Regions from separate parts of the Homo sapiens genome. Here all the other regions are linked to region 2. A link is a contact called in ENCODE Hi-C or POLR2A ChIA-PET data. All regions are on one chromosome and are shown on one strand. The core of a region is the stretch at or near the end of the contact, and the rest is flanking DNA. Distances in the headings are between cores, read along the strand shown. Region 1 holds the start of MKS1 (MKS transition zone complex subunit 1). Region 2 holds the start of PRR11 (proline rich 11). Region 3 holds the start of RNF43 (ring finger protein 43). Region 4 holds the start of RNFT1 (ring finger protein, transmembrane 1). Region 5 holds the start of HEATR6 (HEAT repeat containing 6). Region 6 holds the start of TSPOAP1 (TSPO associated protein 1). Region 7 holds the start of SUPT4H1 (SPT4 homolog, DSIF elongation factor subunit).

Region 1 (3,062 bases), core at 274-2,773, 940 kb before region 2:
GAGACCAAGGTTTACAGTGAGCTATGATCATACCACTGCACTCCAGCCTGAGCAGAAGAATGAGATTCTGTCTCAAAACAAAACGAAAACAAAAACAAAGAAAACAAATCTAATCTAATACACTCTTGGGTATGCCTTTTTCAGAGACACGTTTCACAACCTGTGAGCCCACACTCTTGCCCAGGAACAGCTCTGAACAGAAAGAGAAACAATAAAAGCAAACAGACTAGTGACCTGACAACAACCACTCTGTCCTCTCCTCCTCATTCTTTTGGTTTCCCAGATAAGGAAAACCACAAGAACACAGTTGATCTATACATGCACATCATATGCAGATTTTGCAAGCAGTCTCCAGTTTAAAAATTGTTTTTAAAAGTGTTTATATGTGTATTTAGGGTTTGGGGCACGTTTTCTCTTTTAAAAATGCCACAAATAGGACGGGCGCGGTGGCTCACGCCTGTAATCCCAGCACTTTGGGAGGCCAAGGCGGGCGGATCACGAGGTCAGGAGATCGAGACAATCCTGGCTAACACGGTGAAACCCCGCCTCTACTGAAAATACAAAAAATTAGCCGGGCGTGGTGGCGGGCGCCTGTAGTCCCAGCTACTCGGGAGGCTGAGGCAGGAGAATCGCGTGAACCCGGGAGGCGGAGCTTGCAGTGAGCGGAGATAGCGACACTGCACTTCAGCCTGGGGGAAAGAGCAAGACTCCGTCTCAAAAAAAAAAAAAAAAAAAAAAAAAAAAAAAAAGCCACAAATAGAATGTAGGTTGCCGGGCAACTCTATAACATATCAGAAGTATAGTATTTGTTATCTCACTACATTTGGCCACAATTCTGATTAGTATCATAATTAGTATTAGATGGCACATCACCACCGTAACACCCACTGGCAGTTGGCTGAGGCCTAAAAGTGGCCAAGTCTATGAGGTCCTTCCCGAGCTCGGCAGCAGGCTGATAATGAAGAAAGTTGCTTGATGTGATTCTTTGCAGGTGGACTCTGTCAAGAAAAGCCCAAAATATTCGTTACCAGACACGCAACCAGGAGATGAACACAAAGCAAGGATGGGGGAAACAAAACAGAGGAGGTAGGGTTGCCAAGGTGTGCTGGGTGCAGACAACGGAGAGGAGGTGGGTGGGTGCGCCGTCCTATGGGGAAGAATGAAGGGGAGAGGGTGTACTGGGGGCACAGGGCTTTGAGAAACTGGGAGCAACAAAGACGTGAATGGACTTGGGTAGGTCTGTAAGGGGTTCTTAGAGGCTGTGAGTGGATGGGGGTACGGATAGTGAAAGAAGTGGGGAGCCCGGAGAAGTGGTCGGGATTGTAAGCAGAAAGTGGGGACCTCAGAACACCGAGCTCAGGTTGGAATGATCTAAGGACACAAAAGCATGGGGCCTCGGGGCTGGGGCGGTGCGACTACCGGAGGCGCAAGTTGCGCACGGGGTCCCGGGAGCGATACACTGCCTCCCCGGTGTCAGTGCTCCAGACGGTCTCCGCCATGACAGCTGCGACGCGCCGCGACTGCGCCGGAAAGCGCGCCGCTCTGTTTTCCTGGCAACGGAGACGCTGGATCGGGAGGCGACGGAGGTGCTGCGCGCGCAACCCGCCGTTCCCGTCACGGCGCCACGGTCGCAGTTGGCCACACAGTGCAAGTGCAGCCCAAGCCGAACGCCCAAGAGGGCTCCGGGGTCCTACCGATCACCGCTTACCATGTATGCGATAAAAGCTCACCGAAAGCGGGACCTCGTGCGCTGTGCAAATGAGGAAACTGGCACAGCCATCAGCCCACTTCATATAGACAGATAGATGCAGAAATGATGACGGGGACCAGGTGGCCTGAGTCTTCGCCCTCTACCTTTTCCACCATGCCACACTGCCTTCCACCCAACGCGTGAAAACTTTGGCCTGAAAATCGGGTGATGTGACTGTAAGAAATGCACCCATTATTCCCAAAGGAGTCAGGGAAGGTGATGGCCCTTAGCCAGACAAGAAAATATATTCTTGGAAGACAAAAAAAGTGTCAGAAGATTTATTAGTCTTTGTGTTGATATTCACTGAGCAAAGAAAGAAAAAACAAGGAAGTCAACAGTAAGGAAGGAAACGATGTTATTATTGAACTGATTCTTACCTTGTGTATGTTAGTTTTGGATCATTAAGCCACTTTGTTACTGCACTGGCTTCCTGAAAAGCCAAAAAAGTGACATTCACAAGTCATGCTTCGTTGTACTAGCAAAGGAAGGACATGCTGTAACCTCACGTCTGGCGTCCCGGCACTTTGGGAATGTCAACATTTATCAGCCTTGTTCACATCTAGTCCTCCTCCAACAAAGTAAGCAATTGTCCCCTGAACTCGGGAATCTCATGCCAGTTTGATGATTTGGCATTGGAAGCTCTGGGTGCCATAGCCACTAGTTGTGTAACACCGACTCACCATAAATAGCACCATTTATTTAGGATCTAGTGCAGCTTGAGCACTTTTGTTTGCATTGTCCCAAATCCTTGTAGAAGCCTCTCAAAAAGGTACTTTTATTCACTTTAAAAATGAAGTTCGTGAAGGCCAGGGTTTAAAGGACTTGCTAGCTTGCAAGTGGTAAAAGTACTGGGATTCTAGCCCAAGTTCTTCTGTCTTTTGAAGCCTAACCACCTTCCAGTTTGCCTCACAGCCTCTCACCTACCAATTTATTCCATAAACGCACACATTTCCAACCTGGGAAATAATAATTTTTTTTTTTTTTTTTTTGAGACGGAGTCTCGCTCTGTCGCCCAGGCTGGAGTGCAGTGGCGGGATCTCGGCTCACTGCAAGCTCCGCCTCCCGGGTTCACGCCATTCTCCTGCCTCAGCCTCCCAAGTAGCCGGGACTACAGGCGCCCGCCACTACGCCCGGCTAATTTTTTGTATTTTTAGTAGAGACGGGGTTTCACCGTTTTAGCCGGGATGGTCTCGATCTCCTGACCTCGTGATCCGCCCGCCTCGGCCTCCCAAAGTGCTGGGATTACAGGCGTGAGCCACCGCGCCCGGCCGGAAATAATTTTAACATAAAACAAAAGGCACCTTTCTAGCTC
Region 2 (3,019 bases), core at 170-2,669:
GGATCCTTAAAGAAAACTAGGACAGCCCCCCAGCTGGGCGCCCCCCGAGCAGGCCAAACACGCCAGCAACAACGGGAGTGCTTTCCAATTCTTCGCCCCCGTTTTCTACTTTCACAGATGAATGAAAGTGCACAACTCCAGAGCAGGATGCCTTTCCTGTCTCAATCCCGCCCGCGCTCCGGGAGCGGAGCTCGTGGTTACGATCCCCTTCGCTCACACCTCTTCCCTCACCCACGGTTTGCCACCTCCGGATCAAACAGAAACGGGTTCCTTGGCCGTTAGGAAGTTGTGCATACAAGTCTAGCATCCTTTCTCAGACTTTCTCGGCCCGCCTTTTAGAACGTGAGCGGGTTGGCCCTACAGGGATTTCTCCTCGCCCCCGTCAGTTTATTCCCCACCCCACCCTCCGTTCCCCTTTCTTGGAGTGTGAACCACCTCTCCCTTCTTGGGACGCTTAGGGACCGTTCCATTCACATCTTTTTTGGTACAAACACAGAATGCGGTCTGCACCCGGCGCAGTTTCGTAAGGGGTGTAAAGGTGAGGGCAAGGAACAAGGAATTCCAAAGGCCCCGCACCCTCAGCATCTCCCGCCATTTCCCTGACGAGTTTCCCGGATGTAACCCCTTACCCGAGGCGGTTTAGACACCAGACGGTGGCGGCTCCCTTTGGTGCAGGAGGAGGGAACTCGACTCTGGTCCAGCCTCCGCCGCCCGGAGTTTCCGGCGACTCCAAATTGTGCCCCACCTCCGAGGCCATGGGGGAAAAATAAACTACCCAGTAGATCTCCTTCACTTTGCACTCACCATCAGTTCCAGCTTATCGACCTCCGCCTCCATGTTGAATAGTTGACATTCCGCAGACCGCGGCGGCGCTTAAGCCGCAAGCCGTACTAGCACGGAGGGCCTCCATTGGACAGCTGTCACTCAACATCTCGCACTCATTGGCTCCTCCGTTCCACCGGCTCCCGCCCATTGGAGACTGGGTAACGCCCCTCTGCATGAGACACATTTTCCTGTTGGGCAAAGGCACAAAACGCCGCAGGAGGATTGGCTGCTGTGCAAATTTTTTTTTCCATTGGCTGCCCCCTCCTCTCTACTTTCAATTTTGTAGTTAGGGCTCTGCAGAGAAGAGCTTGAGATTGGTGCAATTGGAAGAAGAGCCAACCAATCACACCAGAGCTTCCACCGACAGCAGAGGGGACGTAACACACCTTCTTTCCCCTCCGGCTTTCCTTCCCCTTCTCTCCCGCCTTCTCCTTATTCATACCAGAAGCGCCTCAGCTCTGATTGGCTGGAGCTCTGTGCTATCTCAGCCAATCACAAGCCGGGCTGTGCTCCTACACCATCCGAAGAGCGAATCGTGCAGAGACCGTGTCTACGATTGGCCTCTCCCTGACAAGGATTTAATTTTGAATTTTTCTTTATGGCGTGGGAGAGGCCACAGCCCGGACTCCATCGACTCCCCCGGCTCTTAGACTAGTAAGTGCAGGAACGATTATTTCTTTGTTATCTGAGCTCGCGTCTTGAGTAGCTGGGCCTGTTGCTGCTTGTGTTTTTATGGTTTAGGGAGGTGGGGACTTTGGCTGGACACGAAGGGGAAATGGAAAGGAGGAAGGGGAGGTTTGGGGCTGGGGAAGAAGTGCTCGGCCTGGCTTCATCTTAACCATACTTCTATTTAATTAACACTTCGCAAGATACGTTTTGGAGCAAAGCATCTGCCTTCCTTTTGAACATTTCTTTACATATTTGCTGCTCAATGCAAGTCCACAGATCAGCGGCATCCGCATCTCTTGTTTGCTTGTTACAAATGCAAATTATCGGACTCCACCCAAATTTACTAAATCAGAATATACATTTTAACAAGATTTCCCTGAGTGATTTCTATGCACATTAAAGTTTAAGTTGGTACATTTCTTGACTGGGAATATTACTATGTTACTCGATATTGTCTGGCATGCTGTTAGAGTGTCAATTTTAAATGCGTGTCCTGTTTACTGAGTGCCTAATACTGTGCGGGATGAGACTTTAGGGAGCTGCAGTCTCTTTGGAAAAACAAGACAGAACAAAAACAGCAATGCTTAAAAAAAAAAAAGCATAAAACATAAAATTTAAAAAAAGCAAGTACCCAGAAATAGTGCTATGGGTGTTCAAGAAGAATCAATTGGACTGCTAATGGAAATTAAGTAATTGAAGGCTATTTGTGGAGGAGCGCAAGAGACTTCCATAAAAATGTGTTTTAGGAAGATGGCAATGAAATGCAACAGTCATTTCCGTTGCTGCTACAGCTTTGAAAGTACCCCAGAACAAAGAACTTTTCTTCTCTTTCTTTCTTTTTTTTTTTTTTCTTTTTTTGTGACGGAGTCTCGCTCTGTCGCCTAGGCTGGAGTACAGTGGCACAATCTCGGCCCACTACAACCTCAGCCTCCTGAGTAGCTGGGAGTACAGGCGCACGCCAGCACGCCCGGCTAATTTTTGTATTTTTAGTAGAGACGGGGTTTCACCCTCTTGGCCAGGATGGTCTCGATTTCCTGACCTCGTGATCCACCAGCCTCAGCCTCCCAAAGTGCTGGGATTACAGGCGTGAGCCACCACGCTCGGCCGCAAAGAACTTTTCATATCATTGGGTGGAGTTTTCACAGAAGCAGCAGCGCCAACTCCTGCAAAAGACTGTAATTCTTACTGTATTATTTATTGCATCTTCCTATTGGAAAATAGCTTTAGACCCATCTTTTAGCCATATGAAGATGTGGTATGATATGAAGAAGTAAAAACCTCCCTAACCAAGAGAATTTGACAATATTAGAATATATTCCTTAACTAAAATAACACTTGCTAGCTAACACTTAGCAGGAATGCTTCTTTTCATTCTTTATTGAATGAAACATTATTTAGCTCCTGCTGTATTCTAGATGCTGGGAAAACAAAGATGAATGAAATTTGTCACACCCTTGAAAAGCTCACAGTCCAGCAGGATGACAAACATACAAGCAAAAATTACAATGAAATGTAATACATTTTA
Region 3 (2,970 bases), core at 417-2,916, 740 kb before region 2:
TTCCAACTTTGCTTGTGATTGAATGTCACTTCGTGAATTTGTATTATGTCAGATCACTTGGCATTGCTCTTCCATATGCATCAAGTTGCCAGGCACTAAACCCAATGTTCATGAACAAAACAAGGCAAAGTAAACAGCTAAGGCCATGCATCAAAGGTGAGCGTGAAGAACTCCAGCTCAGAAAAGGAAGGGATGGCCCTTTTTAAGCCATAATATGTGTTAATGGTAAATGACTAAATACCACAAGGAGATTTTTTTTTTAATGGAGGAGAAGAGGGAACAATAATAAAAATTTCAGGCCACACGTTGATGTCCAAAGATGCTACAATATGTATTTAGAAAAGTTTCCACATTAAACTGTATTTCAGTGTGGCCAGGTTTCTAGGCCCACTGCATTTACATACTTTTCATGAACTTAGACATACCATAATTTTTTGTGTTTTACCAAAATTTGCCTATAAATTAGGTGCTAATTTATGTATCTTCACACATTACAGGATAATCCTGAGCATCACAACCTTTTCCAACTTTCATAATTAGAGTATTTGAAAAGGTTAGCTTTCCAATTATTTTTCCCAGTTAAAATTCATATTTCCATCTCCATTTTCTTTTCTCTCTTAAGGATTCTTGATTTTATTCTCCAGCTCGGAAATGCCGAGCACTTTGATTTCCCATGAGATGCTTTTGGAAACTACTTTAATATCCAGATTTTATGATCTGTAATTTTCTAGGTTCATAAGAAAAACAAAGGACTATTCCTCACATGTATCCAAATTCCCTGAGGGGGTAGGGAATAAAAGGTAGGGGGAGCAGGGAGGCGATTAACCACAGGCTCTAGGTAGAATACCCTGAAAAAATACAAATAATCTTGAGTAGAATAGATCTGTGCTATTTCTAGGCACTATGAAAATTTGCGTCTTTGTACAAACACAGAATAAGATTTTTAAAATGTGCACCCTTAAGTAAATATAAATACACCTCACCCACAAAGCCCTCTGTGTTCCAAGGTCAAGTTTAAAAATATTATAAAGTCTTCAGAATAAGTGCTGAAAAGCCAAGCAATTGAACATGAACCTGTTATATGGATTCTTTTCTTTTGCTGAGGCAGAGGGAGGGGGGAAAAAGGAATTTCAAAAGAAATCTGCAAACCTGTTGCGCTGTCGGGCCCACTGGAATCCACGGGGGTGAAACAAATTCAATTATGCTTTTACAGATCCTGCTCAAAAAAGGTTTCAACTGCTTAACCAAGTACAGCTCATTCTTCCACCTTCTTACTCTGCAACCAAACCAAGTGCCCCATACTACAGGTAGGTGCCGAGAAATTCCGCAGCCTGAAAAAATAATCCATGCAGGTCAAAGGCAGAAATTTACTCCGGGATGAGAGATGCTGTCCCCTAGAACTAAATTAAACACTTACAGAAAATCCAAAATCATTTCTGAAACCTCCTTGCTAACAAAAGTTCTTTTTTTCTCCAAACAGCATATAAAATGATCAAGTCTTGAAAGAGAAAAGAAGCAAAGTAGCAAATACATCAACAATTCACTATCAGAAACACATAAAATCCCAGAGAGAGAGAAGGCAGTATCTCTGAATCATGGATGGACTTGGAAAGTTCGGAAGGATTCCGAGTGCTTCCTTTCAGAAAGACAATTCTGGATCAACTCCCTAGAGCAGGAAGCCTGTGGTTTGTAATTGGTGTTCTAGCTCTGACTCCCTCCCCTGGGACTGCAATCACGCTCTCTACCTGCTGACAAAGTGAGGGTGGAGCTGCTAGAGGCAACCACTCCCCACCCTGCCCCCCTCCTCCTGGTGCTCACACACAACACTTACTTAACCAGACCCGTTCTTTCGCTCTCCCCCCTCCCTCAGCTCCTCTACTCCCTCTACTGAGCCACAGCTAAACTGCATCCAATTCGATCCCGAGTACCTTTCTCTGGGTAAGCAAGCTACCACATGCAAATCAGGGCCACTCAAAGATATCTAAGCAGACTCTGCACCCAACAGAGCATAGATGATGGTATGAGGAAATAAACAGAAAAAAATAAAGGTAATCCGGAAGATAAAAGAATGGACACAAGGTTTTGCAAATATAAGTTCAAAAGGATTTCTGCTCATTCCAAGTTTGAGTGTCTATAAATGGCAGAAAGCCAGAATAAAGTGATCCTGTGTTTTAGTACTTACTGATTTATTGCTGCTTATGTCTGCTACCCTGGGAAGGGCTCTGTCCATTTTATGCTTAGCTTTTCTTCAGCTCTTACTAATTTAAATTCAGTAGCTCTGTCTAAACTGTGCCTATATGGAACTTTCAAATCAGGTTGATGTCAGATGTCTGGAATCCAACTGTTATTTTCTTTTCAATCTTTGGGAGGTGAAATAATACTATGGATCAGACCTATGCCTTCAATGTAAGACTCCAAATAAGTCCATGTCATAAATACAAGCCAAAGGGTAAAATATGATTAATGAGAAGAACATAGGCAAAAAGAAAATGAATTTCTGGCTAATTACCACATTCATGAACTATAATCCTTATTACTACCCTGCCATTAGAAATAATACAACAGTTTCTAATACATTTATAACATTTGAAGTTTCAAATTACCAGATTATATTTGACTGTGGTGAGACATTTTATTTCTGAACCGCTGCCATAAACTTTCAAAATTATACAAATGAACAACAATGTGGATATAGTTAAATCTAGTGAACTGTACACTTAAAAATGGTTATGATAGTAAATTTTATGTGTTTCTTACCTCATGTAAAAACGAATCTCTGATCATCTGTAAAATGCTGATGATAATAATTACGATAGGTCTGTTGTAAAGATTAAATGACATAATGCCTCTGAAAGCAAAAAGGATGAGTAGCCTATTGACCTTCAACATTGTTTCCCCTGTAGATAAGGTTTATGACAGTAGTTTCAGAATTTCAGATCTAATAACTAACCTAGATCAAAGACAAATTCG
Region 4 (2,901 bases), core at 93-2,592, 810 kb after region 2:
GAATTTTCAGGTTATTTATCACTGGACTCCTCCCTTCTCCCTTAATGCCAAGGCTCTGCTGCCCTACACAAATGATCTTTTAGGGAACATTTGCACCAAAAAAAAAAAAGTTGAGCTGCAAATGCTTCCAGTTCTCTAATGGCAGAAGGCATCCGCAAAACAGTCATGAAGTATGGGTACCCAGCAGATGTTAATGAGCACCAGTCCTCACTGGGTACTCTGGTACATTTACTTTTCCCAAATGGTGCAGTTTCATCTCTGATGTAGATTCTACATCAAAGAAGTTTCATAAGGAAGAGTGAGCCAGTATTTTTTAATGGTTGGAAATGTTAGGAAAAAAAACAACATTAAATCTTAATGCCTTATTATCATCATAGGTAACTAATAATAAACACTGCACTTAGGTGACCTACAAATTAGATTTTCTGCTCAAGCAGCTTTCCCAAAGCTCATAAAGTTTCCAATAATTAATGGTGCCACCAATAATATTACCTCCCCGCGCAAAAGAATGTTACCTAAATACATTTAAAGCATAGATACTTTGGAGAGTCACCACGTAATTGCTAGGTAACTCTTTAGTCTGAATAAGCAGTTACACAGTCCGCCCAATAAAATGCCACCGTCGGTGGTGTGTGTATTACGGAGGGAGGGGTGTGAGGAAAGAGGACTCTAGCAGAGAAAGATCTCTCTAATAAATGATCCAGTGTGGACCTCCTAGAAACAGAAGAACAGAGTCGGAATCCCAGCTGACAAAACGCAGAGGCTATCCCACACTGCCGTGCTTTTCCCGTTTGTCTAGGAGGAGGCTAGAGTTAACGTCAGGGAATGTTCTGTGTCATTCTATTTCACTCCCAGGACTGAACAGTGGTGCAGTCACCGTGTCTGGCGGTTTGGGTTTCAGTGCTTTTCACTAAAGGCTTTCACCGAGGCCCCGACGCCACGGGTGTTATTTCGTCAAAACTGAAGAGCGACGTTGGACAGCAGGCTTTCAGTGTCTTTTCTATAAATAACATAGAACCCTCCCACTTTCCTTCATGCACAGACAAGAAAGAGGAGAAAAAAGGGAAGAAAATTCAACACAACTCTTCCGGAATCTCCGAGGGCAGAGTTCTCCACCCACGTCCGAGCCTCGAGTGCCTATTCTCCCCAGAGCCCCCTGCGCCGCGGCCCCTCGCCGCCTCCTCCTCTGCCCGCTTCCCCCAGGCCTAACCTCTCATGACCAGAAGCGGACGGAGGTGTCGGGAGCGACAGCAAGAACAGCGGCATACACCGCCTCCAGCCCTTCAGTCGGGGCCATCAACCGCAAACCCCGCAAGCTCTTCTCTCAGCCCGGCGGCAACGGCGGCGGCGCGCGCGCTCCCCGGACGTTCTCACGCGCGCGCGCGCGCCCTGCCCCGGCTCCACCTCCTAGCCCCGCCCCCGCACCGCGCCGAGTGGAGAGCTCACGGCTGCCGGGGTGTTTTGGCAGCGAGAACAAGCGAGCTGCGCCTGAGAACGGCCTTCAGGCCTGGCGCTAAATAATAAGTCGTTGTTATGTGTTATGTATTTATGTGGCATCCACCACACGCCTCCGAGATCCTGGGCGTTTTGAGGTTAAAAATGTTCAGGCTTGGAGAACCTACCCCTGGAGGAGTGTTAGGGTTTCCGGGCTCGGATGTCCGCGAGCTTGACGCCTGACCTAGTTGTGTCTGTCTGGGCGGTGACGTTTGGTCTGAGCTGACCTTTCCTCACAATCGTGAATTTGGGCTGTGAGGATCAGGCCTTGTCAGAACCCGAGATGAGAGGAGAGAGGTGCGGAGAGTCTGCGTGGGGTGGAAGTAGAAGTTAGAGTTGAAAAACCTGTCTTGCGTGGGGTATAGAGGACCCTACTGCCCTCAAAATAATTATGTTAATCTAAAACTGTTCTAAAATTAAAAGGTTATTAAGAAAACGAAGTTTAGGTCGGGCGCAGTGGCTCACACCTGTAATCCCAGTATTTTGGGAGGCCGAGGCGGGCGGGTCACTTGAGCTCAGGAGGTAGAGACCAGCCTGGCCAACATGGTGAAACCCGTCTCTATTAAAACTACAAAAATTAGCCGGGGGCGTTGGCTCACACTTGTAATCCCCGCTACAGATACTCGGGAAGCTGAGGCATACGAGAATCACTTGAACCCGGGAGGTGGAGTTTGTAGTGAGCCAAGATCGTGCCACTGCACTCCAGCCTGGGCAACAGAGTGAGTGAGACTCGGTCTCAAAAAATAAATAAATAAAATAAATTCTGTTAATCTAAAACTGTTCTAAAATTAAAAGGTCATTAAGAAAACGAAGCTGAGGAGGGGAGTGGTAGCTCACACCTGTAATCCCAGCACTTTGGGAGGCCAAGGCGGGTGGATCACAAGGTCAAGAGATCGTGGCCACATCCTGGCCAATATGGTGAAACCCCGTCTCTACTAAAAATACAAAAATTAGCCGGGTGTGGTGGTGCGTGCCTGTAATCTCAGCTACTCGGGAAGCTGAGGCAGGAGAATCGCTTGAACCCGGGAGGCGGAGGTTGCAGTGAGCCGGGATTAGCCACTGCACTCCAGCCTGGCAACAGAGCGACACTCCGTCTAAAAAAAAAAAGGTTTAGGCCTGGCGTGGTGGCTCACCCCTGTAATCCCAGCGCTTTGGAAGGCCGAGGCGGGAGGATCACTTGAGGTCAGGAGTTTGAGACCAGCCTGGCCAACATGGCGAAACCCTGTCTCTACTAAAAATACAAAAATCACCCGGGCTTGGTGGCGGGCGCCTGTAATCCCAGCTACTCGGGAGGCTGAGGCAGGAGAATCCCTTGAACCCAGGTGGCGGAGGTTGCAGTGAGCTGAAATCGTGCCACTGCACTCCAGCCTGGGCGGCAGAAGGAGACCCCCACCTCAAAAAAAAACA
Region 5 (2,887 bases), core at 218-2,717, 920 kb after region 2:
ACAGCAAAAGTCCCCGACTACTGCCTTAATCTCACTCTGCTTCCTAATGACATACACTATTATTCTGTAGTCAATTCTTTCAGACCTTTTACTTTGCATATATAAACACACATATTTTAAAATCCCTCCTCCAGCTTCATACTGATCTCATTCTGTATGAATTGTCCTGCAACTTGCTTCAACCATTTACCAATACGTATTGAAGACTTTTCCAAAGCAGATTTTAAAGTTTATGAACAATTTTTTTTCCTCCTAAAGAAAAGATCATTCTGGCATTGGAGGAATGACTGGCTTGGAGAGGAGCTAGACAGGAGGCAGGAGATCAGTCAGAGGGGATCAGCGAACAGTCCAGGCATAAGTCGCCTTGCCTGAGGTCTAAGGCACTCGCTATGGGAATAGACAGGAGGGGATGAACTGAGAAATATATATGAGACACATTCTGAAATACCTGAGTTGGTCAGGATCTGGGATGAAGGAGGGAAGAACCAGTGTTTGTGTCTGGTGTGACTTGGTGGATGATGCATGTGTGTTGGAAGGTGGGATGGACTGGGGACGGGAATGCGTGTTTGGAGCTAATGAATTTCATCTTTAGGAACTGTCTAGTTTGAGATGCCTGTGCAAGCAGGCAACTTGCACCACTTCCCTCTTTCCTACGTAGGGCCAGAAGGCCATGGTGTCAACAGTTCAGAGAATTCATTAATTTAAGGCCTGATGTGTGTAAGATTACTCAGAAAGACGGCAGAGGGGAGGAGCTAGTGTGTAGGAACAGAAAACATAGGGGCTTTGTGGCAGAGTTTTGTATACTGTATTTTTACGAGCTTCAGTATTTTCATTAGCAAACAAGCCCTAATACTACGCAAGTTCTAAGATTCCCACGTGGTCCGTGTACCATGTACGCAATAAACAGTAGTAATGCATTTTGTCAACCAAGTGTTCTGGGTGCACAGAGAGGGAGTGAAGGAGGGTGCGGGCGGATGGAAAGTTGGTATCAGAGAGGAAACCCGAGGCATTATCAGAGCAGGAGTCGTCAAGTTGGGTTTTGAATGACTCGAGCGTGCCAAGCACTGCAGGGTCTTCCAAATGGAGAACTAAGAATGTGCCAAGGTTGGAGGGGGCACGCCATCCTGAAACTAAATCATCAGGCGCGAGAGTGGGAAGATCAGGGAAAGGCAGGCAGAGGCCACCAGCTGGGTTCCCGGAGGGGTGGGGCCGGGGCCGGGGCCAGCAGGGCGCGCCGCCTACCTCCGGGGCCACGCCACTGCCCTCGCTGTAGTTCTCGGAGATGAGCTGATCGAAGAGCAGGTGGATCTCGGTGCGGGCGGAGCTGCTGTCATCCGGGCGCAGGGCGCAGAGCCTGGCAGACAAGAGGCGAAACCCATTGCCTCGCTCAGGGATTGCTTCCCGCGGTGCCTCCCGCGGCTGCACGGAAGGCCACGAACCGACAACTTGCACAGCAGCCATCTTTTCTACGGGCGGGGGGGGTGGGTGGGGTGATCCCAGGGAAATACTTCCGGGACATCCTCCCGTTCCGCGCGCTCTAGTTCCGAAAGTACCTTTTTTAGACCGGACTGGGGCTCAGAGGGGTTTCCATGACTACGGGACTCCTCCGACCGGTACCCTGCAGATGCTTGTCAGAAATTGGCTTGGAGGCCGGGCTCGGTGGCTGACGCCTGTAATCCCAGCACTTTGGGAGGCCGAGGCGGGCGGATCACGAGGTCAGAAGATCGAGACCATCCTAGCTAACACGGTGAAACCCCGTCTCTACTAAAAATACAAAAAAAAAAAAAAAAAAAAAATTAGCCGGGAGTGGTGGCGGGCGCCTGTTGTCCCAGCTACTCGGGAGGCTGAGGCAGGAGAATGGCGTGAACCCGGGAGGCAGGGCTTGCAATGAGCCAAGATCGCGCCACTGCACTCCAGCCTGGGCGACAGAGCGAGACTCCGTCTCAGAAAAAAAAAAAAAGAAAGAAATTGGCTTGGAGATTTTTCGCCGGCCACTCCTTCTTGAGCCCTGACTGAAAAGTGAGTTCTCAATTTGTGCTTCCAGAAAGTTTGTCCTCCCAGAGTTTGTTCCTGGACAGGGCTGAAGGTACTCTGTTCCGTACTAGAGTTTCAGATTCGGGCTGGAGTTGGAGAGGGTATGCTGTGGATGGCAGTAGCAGAAACCGCTAGTTCTAAGGCACCCTTCTACTCTTCTAAAATCTTTCCCCAGGCACAAAACCACCCGGAATAAAGGCTACGTTCCCTAGCATTCCTTGCAGTTGGCTGTGGCTCTGTGATTGCAATCTGGTCAGTGGAATATAAGGCAGCTTTCCCTACTTAAGTGACAGCTGGCTGTACTCTTGGTTCCTTTTTCTCCCTTTTTCCCAGTGTGAATCCTCTCATGGATCATGAGGCACCTCGCCCCACTAGAAGAGTAATTTTGGAGTTTAACTGAATCATGTAAAATATAATCTGCCTAAGAGTGACCGGGTTGAAATGAGACACCCCAAGATTTTCTGAAACCTTGAAGTCAAGAAGCTGGAGAATAAAATGGCCATTTAAAAATCTGTGATCACTTTTCAGTCATCCAGGAAGTGAAGGCTTGACTTTCACAGTTGGGCAGATTGGGAAAACCATCTCTAGGGCCTTTGAGTTATGCAAATATAAAGCAAATCCTCACCCTTGGCCCTTAGGGAAAACCTTGAAGTCACCTGAATGTATGTTTTATCCTGAGAACAAAACATTTCTGTTCAGCAGTGAAAATTGGGGGTATGCTTTAGCAGAGGTAGTTTTCTGAAGACTTTGGGCTTGGGGAGAAATGTTAATTTTTTTGTTTGGATTTAGATTCCGTTGTGCTGGTATATTATTTCTTATTCCTAGTCTGTGTACATATGTGCGTTATATATGT
Region 6 (3,131 bases), core at 76-2,575, 830 kb before region 2:
GCCAAGAGAGGACAGGTGGGCATTGGGGATGCATACCTCGCCTCACCTCCTGGCCAGGCTGGAGGACATGGTGAGAGACCCCCACCTTGCAGACCCCAGCCCTCCACAGATCCCTTACCTTCAGGAAAGCCTCCACTTCCTCATCCTCTGGCCTCTGGCAGGCGGGTCCAGAGCTGGATGCTTGCTGGCCCAGGCTGGGCAGACAAGCCTCTGCTCCTTCAGGGTCAGTTCCCCCCACGGGCCTGGAGCTCCCGTCTCCTTTGGGCTTGGAACTCTCCTCAGACCTCAGTTCTTGAAGCTGCAGAGCTGCCGGAGGAGTATCAGCGATGCTTGGGGCTGCACTGCTAGGTTCACCCCCTCGACCTGGAGTCCAGCTATGCCAGGTGGGCAGTGCCCATGGCTCCATGGCTCCAGGGTCCCCAGGCCGTGGGAGGGTTGTCAGTTGCTCCATGGTACTGCCAAGGGGCCCCAGAACCCGGGCCGGGGGACATCACCCAGCCAGGTGGGGGGACTGGCGAGGGTCATGCCAGGCCAGCCCCTCTCCCCTCTGAGCTCTTGCTTCACCGACGCTCCATCCAAGGTTGGCTGAGCTCTTCCCCACCCACAAAGGAGGCTGCAGAAGGCGCCAGGGCTGCTGGAGCTGGAGCCAGGGGTATGTGAGCTATGTTTGCTGGTAGCTGTGTGTGTGCGCGAGTATGTGGAGGAGCGAGGGTGTCCCTGTGGGGGTAGGGAGGATGTGCAGAGGCCACCGACAGCTGCGCCTGGGTGAGGGTGCGTGTGTGTGTCTCCAGGTCTGTCCGTGCAGGTCAATGCTGTCTCATGTGTTGGGAAGATGGGTGCCCCCACTTCTGTGTGTTGAGGGGGGTGGTGCTGTGTGTCACTGTCTGCCCATTTCAGAGTTGCCAGTTGTTTGTGTGTGTGTGTGTGGGTGTCTGTATTGCAGGGCTGTGGCAGTATGTGATGCTGTCCCTGGTTGTATCTGAGTGTGTCAGTGTCGTGCAGCTGTGTGCATCGGTGTCGTTGTGTGTCTGTCAGTGTCTGTGGGTCTGGCCGTCTGTCGCAACCCCTCAGCCCGGCCAGAGGCTTCAGGAGCTGCTGGGGGTGATCCCCAGTGGTCCGCTGTGGTCCTTTATCTCCGGCTCTGCTCTCTGCTGCTGCTCTTTCGCTTGCTGGGTGGCTGGGCTGGTCCTAAGGAGGCCTGGGTCGATGGGCTGCTTGCCTCATAGTCTCAGCCCCTGCTGGCCTCTGCTCTGGGGACTGCAGGGGTCCCTTACAGTCCAGGAGCCTCGAGATGGTGGGCTCCGAGGAGGGCTGAGCCTCAGAATTGGGTGGGGGGGTGAGCCGGGAAGAGCCAGCCCTCCCCTCCTCCTCCTCCTCCTCCCCTCCCACCCACCAATAGGAAGTCGGCTGCTGGTTTCCATGGTGATGGCGCTGGACTGGTGGGCTGAACCGGCTGACAGGGTCGGGGACAGAAGGAAGAGCAGGTTTCTCACGGCATGTCAGCCCAGGGCTCCCACATGTGGCCTCCCACCCTCATCTTCACACATTCTCACACCTTCCGGAGTACAGAGGCGAGTGGGGTGCAGATGGTCCTCCCTACATCGGGTGAGACTGATAGAGACAGAACGGGGGAGGGTATGACAGAGATCCAGCCACAGAGAAGGGCAGAACTAGAAAAGATGGGACTTGAGATGAAACAAAGAGAGAGACAGAAACCAAGAGAAAGAAACCGGGAAGACAAGCAAAGAGACAGGTAGAAATAGACGGAGAATTCCTTCTGCTTCCTCCTGGCAGATTGCACTTGGGGGGCAACCTGGCTGTCCCAGGCCACCAGGGAAGCCCACATGGCCTGTTGGGTTGGCTTTGTCCCGAATTGCCTGGAAGTTCATCTTCTGTCTAGCCTTAGATCTTGTTGCTAAATAATTTGGGGGACAAGGACGTGAGAATCCCCTCAGCCAGGAGTCAGTCTATATGCAGTGGCAGGGGTCTAGACAGAGTCCCCAGAGCCAGGGGTGTTGGGAGAAGCCCCGAGAGGCAGCCCCTCTCCACTCTGAACCCGGGACTCATTAGGCAAGCCAGTTTCAGCCAAGGTCGGGGGCCCTCGTGTGGCACCCCCACAGAATAGCAGCGGTGATACTGAACCCTAGAGCCCCTGACTGTGGGCTCCACCCAGGCAAGAGCCAATGGAACTGGAGGTAGGGGGTGCATGGGGAGGAGTGGACATCTTCACTTCCCTAAAGCAGTGTGTAGGTCAACACGCACGCCACTGCATGATGTGTTGCTGTTTAGGTCAGAGTATATATGCATGCCATTATGCGCATGCGTGTGTATAGTATGCATCTATAGAATAGACATTATCTATTTCTGTATATGTGAAGGGGCCATTGTGTGTATATATGTGTGTGCTATTATGTGTCTATGAGTCACATAATAAAACGTAACAAAAACACATTGGGTGTATCTGTATGTATGTTTCTGTGTCATTGCATCTATGTTTGTTTGCCACTGTGTCTATGTGTGTGCTGTTATGTGCATGGGAGGCTATCATTGCATGAGTTTATAAATTACAACACATCATGATATATATAGATATGGATGCTACTATATGGCACAATGTAGTAATTGATTACACAATATATGACATGCTCATATCGTCATGTAAATATGCATAATGACATGGTTTGATTTATATATATATATCACCATGTATCTATGTATTCTATATTTATCATGATATATGAACATGTCTCTATCTATGTATGTGTATGGAGCCACCGTGTTTATTATGCAAATGTCACTGTATGTGTGTGCTCTTCTATGTGTAAGACACGCCCTATGTTTCTATCATTGCATGTGTGTACTACTGAATATGTATGTGCCCTGGGTGTGTGTAATCCCTGTGTGTGTCATGCCAGTCATGTCACATGTGTCTGTGTGTGTGTTACTGGCACACTGAATGGGGCCTCTGTGTGTAAATGCATTTGCATCTCAGTGTGTGCTTTGTATATGAGTGTCTGTGCCCTTGTCTAAGATGCTGTGTATGTGCCACAGTGGATTTTGCCCAATTTTTATATGACCTAGGACCCCCTAGACTTTCTTAGATTAAAACTGGATGTAGGCAGCTTTCAGTT
Region 7 (2,880 bases), core at 358-2,857, 800 kb before region 2:
GAGAGGCCGAGGTGGGCAGATCACCTGAGGTCAGGAGTTTGAGACCAGCCTGGCCAACATGGTGAAACCCCGTCTCTACTAAAGATATAAAAATTAGCTGGGAGTGGTGGTGGGTGCCTGTAATCCCAGCTACTCAAGAGGCTGAGGCAGGAGAATTGCTTGAACCCAGGAGGCAGAGGTTGCAGTGAGCCGAGACTGCACCATTGCACTCCAGCATGAGTGGCAAGGGCGAAAAGTCTGTCCAAAAAAAAAAAAAAAAAAAAAGCAACAGCTTTTGGGCAATGATCTACCATTACTACACCTCCCTTCCCTTCATTTTCAAAAAAAATTTTCATGCATTTAACAAACATTATTAAGATTACATTCTTTCTTCTCATGTTAAGTCTTTGAAATCTGGGGTATATTTTATACTTAAAAGCATGTCTTAATTTGGACTAGACACATTTCAAGTGCTCAGTAGCTACACGTGGATAGTGGTCACTGTATTAGATGCATAGCACTAGTATGTCCCAAAATAACTGTTGAGGCTGGACACAGTGGCTTACACCTATAATCCCAGCACTCTGGGAGGTTGAAGTCAGAGGATCATTCCACGCTGCAGTGAGCTATGATCATGCCACTGCACTCCAGCCTGAGCCACAGAGCAAAACCCTGATTCAAAAAAAAAAAAAAAAAAAAAAACCCACACAAAATAACCCCCAAAAACGAATGGCTGGGCCCAACTAGGATTAACACTTGCCCTGCATTTACTTCTCTGGGTGCAGGTTGGGTAATGCAGAAGTGAATGATGGAAACTGAAGCGGCTTACCCATCAAAGGAAGAGCTAGTGCAGTCATATACCATCTCTCGGTTACCCTTCATTTGTAGATATGCATCACAATTGTCACAACCATCATATTCAAACTGGTCTATAGTCTGGGAGTGAAAGAAAAATAAAGGAAAAGGAGAGATAAGCATGAACAAGACCAAGAGAAAAAGTAGCTTTCTCAATACTTCGACCTGCTCAATTTCTTGTTTCCCTATGTTGACTGTGTATCCTAAGGTTCCCCACCTACTACTCTCAAAGCTTCATTCCTAAGTCCCACCCTCCCACTCCTTCCTCTCTCGTTCCCAATTCCGTTTTATCTATTCCTTTCTCTAGTCTACTCAGGGTCAGGCATCCTTTCCGACTACTCACTCAGCAGCGGATCCCCACCCGCCTCTGACTCCCAGTGTCTTTCGGCTCCAACGTAAGTTCACCGAACGTCTAAGAGCTGAGGATTCAAAGGCATGTAAGACCGCCCCTGCCCTCAGCTGCAAGACCTGTCCGCGATCCTACGAGGTAAACGATGGCCTCCTTCGGCTTCTCACTCCCCCTGCCACCTCTGAGTTCTGAGACTTAACTTTTCTCTTTACTGTCCCACAGCCCCATTCCGCCCTCTTTCCCCGACCTTGGTCCCCCATGGGCCCTACAACCAGGTCCCCGACTGACACCTTGACCAGCGAACACAGCAAACAGGCCCGCAGATGCCGCAGGTCCTTCGGCACCGTCTCCAGGGCCATCTTCGCCGATGGGAAGAACAACAGGGAGATAGACGACCACAGCCTGTGCACCCGCAGGAAGTAAATAGCTCGTTACCCAGAATGCCCACCACTTCCGGCGCTTAGACTTCCTCTTCCGGTGTGGGCGGACGCCAGCTCCGCCCCTACCCCCGCCAGAGGAGATGGTTTCTCCCGCCAGCAGGCGGGGAGGCTGGGCGGCCGGCCGCCACCTGGGCCGGAGCGCGTCGCAGCCACCTGAGCCCGCCGAGGGCGCGGCGGAGGCTGTGTGGGGTAGTCAGCGGGCCCCCGGGGCGGGGGGGCGGCTGCGCTTGCGCGGGAGTGTGTCGGGCTGAGCCGCAGCGCCGAGACGCGGGCTGTTTGATCTGGGCTGGTGGCCCTGGGCGTCGGTCCTGTTCCCCGATGGTAACCCGAAGTTTGTTTTTTTTTGTTTTGTCTCCCCGTTTTAGAAGCATTGGGGGCAGTGAATCCACTGTCTCCCTCTGGATTGTCTCTGCAGAGACCGAGAAGAAATCCAGGGACAGCCCCACCCCTCCTTCCTAACTGCGAGAGCGCTATAGGGTTTCCACTTGCTTCCCACAGGAATGCTGGCCTGGGAGCTACGGCGGAAAAAAATGCGTATTTATCTTTTAAAACTCCGTCTGTTTGCTCGTTCCGGCTGATAATTTATACTTTGCGCAGTTCTTAGCGCTTAGACACGGTTCCTTTACTAAAGACCATTTGTAGGAGATTAGGTGTCCTTTTTTTCCCTTTCATTTCACCGTCTAGGAAGCGAAATGCCTTGTTCTATAGGCACTAAACCACCACCCCTACCAAACCTTTCTCGGGGAAGCAGAAGGGGAACTTGTGCCTTGTGAGGAAGCGACAAAGGCCCCTTCTGGCCCTGGAGACTTCACGCCAATGGAGCACCAGCTCTCTGTCCTCGCAATAGCCCGAGTGCAGGCAGAACGCAGTCATTTGTGTTTATCTGAGAGGAGCTTTGGGATATAAATAGTTTCAGGCCCCGCTGCGCTGTCATTCCAGCCCAGCCTCCTGATTGAGCTGCTTCCGGGCGGGCTTTCTTCTTGTTGGCGGTCCCATGCTGTGTTCAGATGGGCTCTGTGACAGGTTTGGATGTTTTCTATCACTGAATAAAACTTTCCACTTTGGAACATATTTTCTACACTCTATTATCTCATGTAAGTCCTGCAACAACTATTAAGTAGGCCCATTTTATGGACTGAAAAAGCGAGGCACAGAGTATTTGCCCAAGGTCTGAGTCACTGAAGTATGATAATGTGTGAAGTGAACAGTATAATAATAATGACTGAAGCACAGTAAGAATCCAGTCATGCTTTCTCC

The links. Hi-C counts contacts between places; a loop is a spot of excess contacts on that map. ChIA-PET counts read pairs that join two places held with the same protein, here RNA polymerase II (POLR2A). Pooled maps may share reads with other maps.
Region 1: a loop to region 2 is called in a map of naive thymus-derived CD4-positive, alpha-beta T cell, with 19 times the contacts of the local background. The contact joins the promoter of MKS1 here to the promoter of PRR11 in region 2. A Hi-C loop is called at or near these places in 2 of 168 maps with a recorded cell type or tissue (CD4-positive, alpha-beta memory T cell and naive thymus-derived CD4-positive, alpha-beta T cell) and 9 of 50 pooled maps. POLR2A ChIA-PET finds 5 or more read pairs at or near these places in 1 of 52 experiments (GM12878).
Region 3: a pooled map shows a loop between it and region 2 (9-fold over the local background). The contact joins the promoter of RNF43 here to the promoter of PRR11 in region 2. A Hi-C loop is called at or near these places in 7 of 50 pooled maps. POLR2A ChIA-PET finds 5 or more read pairs at or near these places in 2 of 52 experiments (PC-3 and endothelial cell of umbilical vein).
Region 4: a loop to region 2 is called in a map of naive thymus-derived CD4-positive, alpha-beta T cell, with 11 times the contacts of the local background. The contact joins the promoter of RNFT1 here to the promoter of PRR11 in region 2. A Hi-C loop is called at or near these places in 1 of 168 maps with a recorded cell type or tissue (naive thymus-derived CD4-positive, alpha-beta T cell) and 8 of 50 pooled maps. POLR2A ChIA-PET finds 5 or more read pairs at or near these places in 2 of 52 experiments (CD4-positive, alpha-beta T cell and activated CD4-positive, alpha-beta T cell).
Region 5: a loop to region 2 is called in a map with no recorded cell type, with 13 times the contacts of the local background. The contact joins the promoter of HEATR6 here to the promoter of PRR11 in region 2. A Hi-C loop is called at or near these places in 1 of 37 single-sample maps with no recorded cell type and 8 of 50 pooled maps. POLR2A ChIA-PET finds 5 or more read pairs at or near these places in 2 of 52 experiments (activated CD4-positive, alpha-beta memory T cell and activated T-cell).
Region 6: a map of OCI-LY7 shows a loop between it and region 2 (4-fold over the local background). The contact joins the promoter of TSPOAP1 here to the promoter of PRR11 in region 2. A Hi-C loop is called at or near these places in 2 of 168 maps with a recorded cell type or tissue (OCI-LY7 and naive thymus-derived CD4-positive, alpha-beta T cell), 8 of 37 single-sample maps with no recorded cell type and 11 of 50 pooled maps. POLR2A ChIA-PET finds 5 or more read pairs at or near these places in 5 of 52 experiments (WTC11, activated CD4-positive, alpha-beta T cell, activated CD4-positive, alpha-beta memory T cell and 2 more).
Region 7: a loop to region 2 is called in a map of Panc1, with 23 times the contacts of the local background. The contact joins the promoter of SUPT4H1 here to the promoter of PRR11 in region 2. A Hi-C loop is called at or near these places in 2 of 168 maps with a recorded cell type or tissue (CD8-positive, alpha-beta T cell and Panc1) and 15 of 50 pooled maps. POLR2A ChIA-PET finds 5 or more read pairs at or near these places in 4 of 52 experiments (AG04450, Panc1, activated CD4-positive, alpha-beta T cell and 1 more).

What each region holds. Positions count from the first base shown.
Region 1 is chr17:58,217,732-58,220,793 of GRCh38, forward strand. MKS1 (MKS transition zone complex subunit 1) reads right to left here and starts at 1,524. Exons shown (of 18, transcript NM_017777.4): 1 at 1,420-1,524; 2 at 889-998. The coding sequence starts at 1,499. LOC105371841 (a long non-coding RNA gene) reads left to right here and starts at 1,583. Exons shown (of 2, transcript XR_934884.4): 1 at 1,583-2,328. RefSeq lists an enhancer at 1,352-1,631.
Region 2 is chr17:59,154,327-59,157,345 of GRCh38, forward strand. It overlaps PRR11 (proline rich 11), which reads left to right and starts at 1,420. Exons shown (of 10, transcript NM_018304.4): 1 at 1,420-1,479. SKA2 (spindle and kinetochore associated complex subunit 2) reads right to left here and starts at 860. Exons shown (of 4, transcript NM_182620.4): 1 at 805-860. The coding sequence starts at 837. RefSeq lists enhancers at 648-887, 1,548-1,597.
Region 3 is chr17:58,415,868-58,418,837 of GRCh38, forward strand. RNF43 (ring finger protein 43) reads right to left here and starts at 1,667. Exons shown (of 10, transcript NM_017763.6): 1 at 1,150-1,667; 2 at 1-95.
Region 4 is chr17:59,963,398-59,966,298 of GRCh38, forward strand. It overlaps RNFT1 (ring finger protein, transmembrane 1), which reads right to left and starts at 1,343. Exons shown (of 9, transcript NM_016125.4): 1 at 1,211-1,343. The coding sequence starts at 1,266. It overlaps RNFT1-DT (RNFT1 divergent transcript), which reads left to right and starts at 1,699. Exons shown (of 4, transcript NR_110815.1): 1 at 1,699-1,791. It also overlaps the pseudogene TBC1D3P1-DHX40P1. RefSeq lists a silencer at 1,284-1,413 and an enhancer at 1,444-1,713.
Region 5 is chr17:60,077,454-60,080,340 of GRCh38, forward strand. HEATR6 (HEAT repeat containing 6) reads right to left here and starts at 1,468. Exons shown (of 20, transcript NM_022070.5): 1 at 1,243-1,468. The coding sequence starts at 1,461. It overlaps HEATR6-DT (HEATR6 divergent transcript), which reads left to right and starts at 1,856. Exons shown (of 2, transcript NR_135648.1): 1 at 1,856-2,019. RefSeq lists a silencer at 1,125-1,254.
Region 6 is chr17:58,327,470-58,330,600 of GRCh38, forward strand. TSPOAP1 (TSPO associated protein 1) reads right to left here and starts at 1,326. Exons shown (of 32, transcript NM_004758.4): 1 at 119-1,326. The coding sequence starts at 451. It overlaps TSPOAP1-AS1 (TSPOAP1, SUPT4H1 and RNF43 antisense RNA 1), which reads left to right. Exons shown (of 5, transcript NR_038410.1): 2 at 581-652. RefSeq lists enhancers at 169-328, 1,199-1,268, 1,799-1,968, 2,069-2,148 and a silencer at 379-488.
Region 7 is chr17:58,350,594-58,353,473 of GRCh38, forward strand. SUPT4H1 (SPT4 homolog, DSIF elongation factor subunit) reads right to left here and starts at 1,608. Exons shown (of 5, transcript NM_003168.3): 1 at 1,474-1,608; 2 at 809-915. The coding sequence starts at 1,542. It overlaps TSPOAP1-AS1 (TSPOAP1, SUPT4H1 and RNF43 antisense RNA 1), which reads left to right. Exons shown (of 5, transcript NR_038410.1): 4 at 1,151-1,321; 5 at 1,406-2,880. It also overlaps a transcript of RNF43 not described here. RefSeq lists silencers at 1,182-1,291, 1,572-2,001 and an enhancer at 2,389-2,880.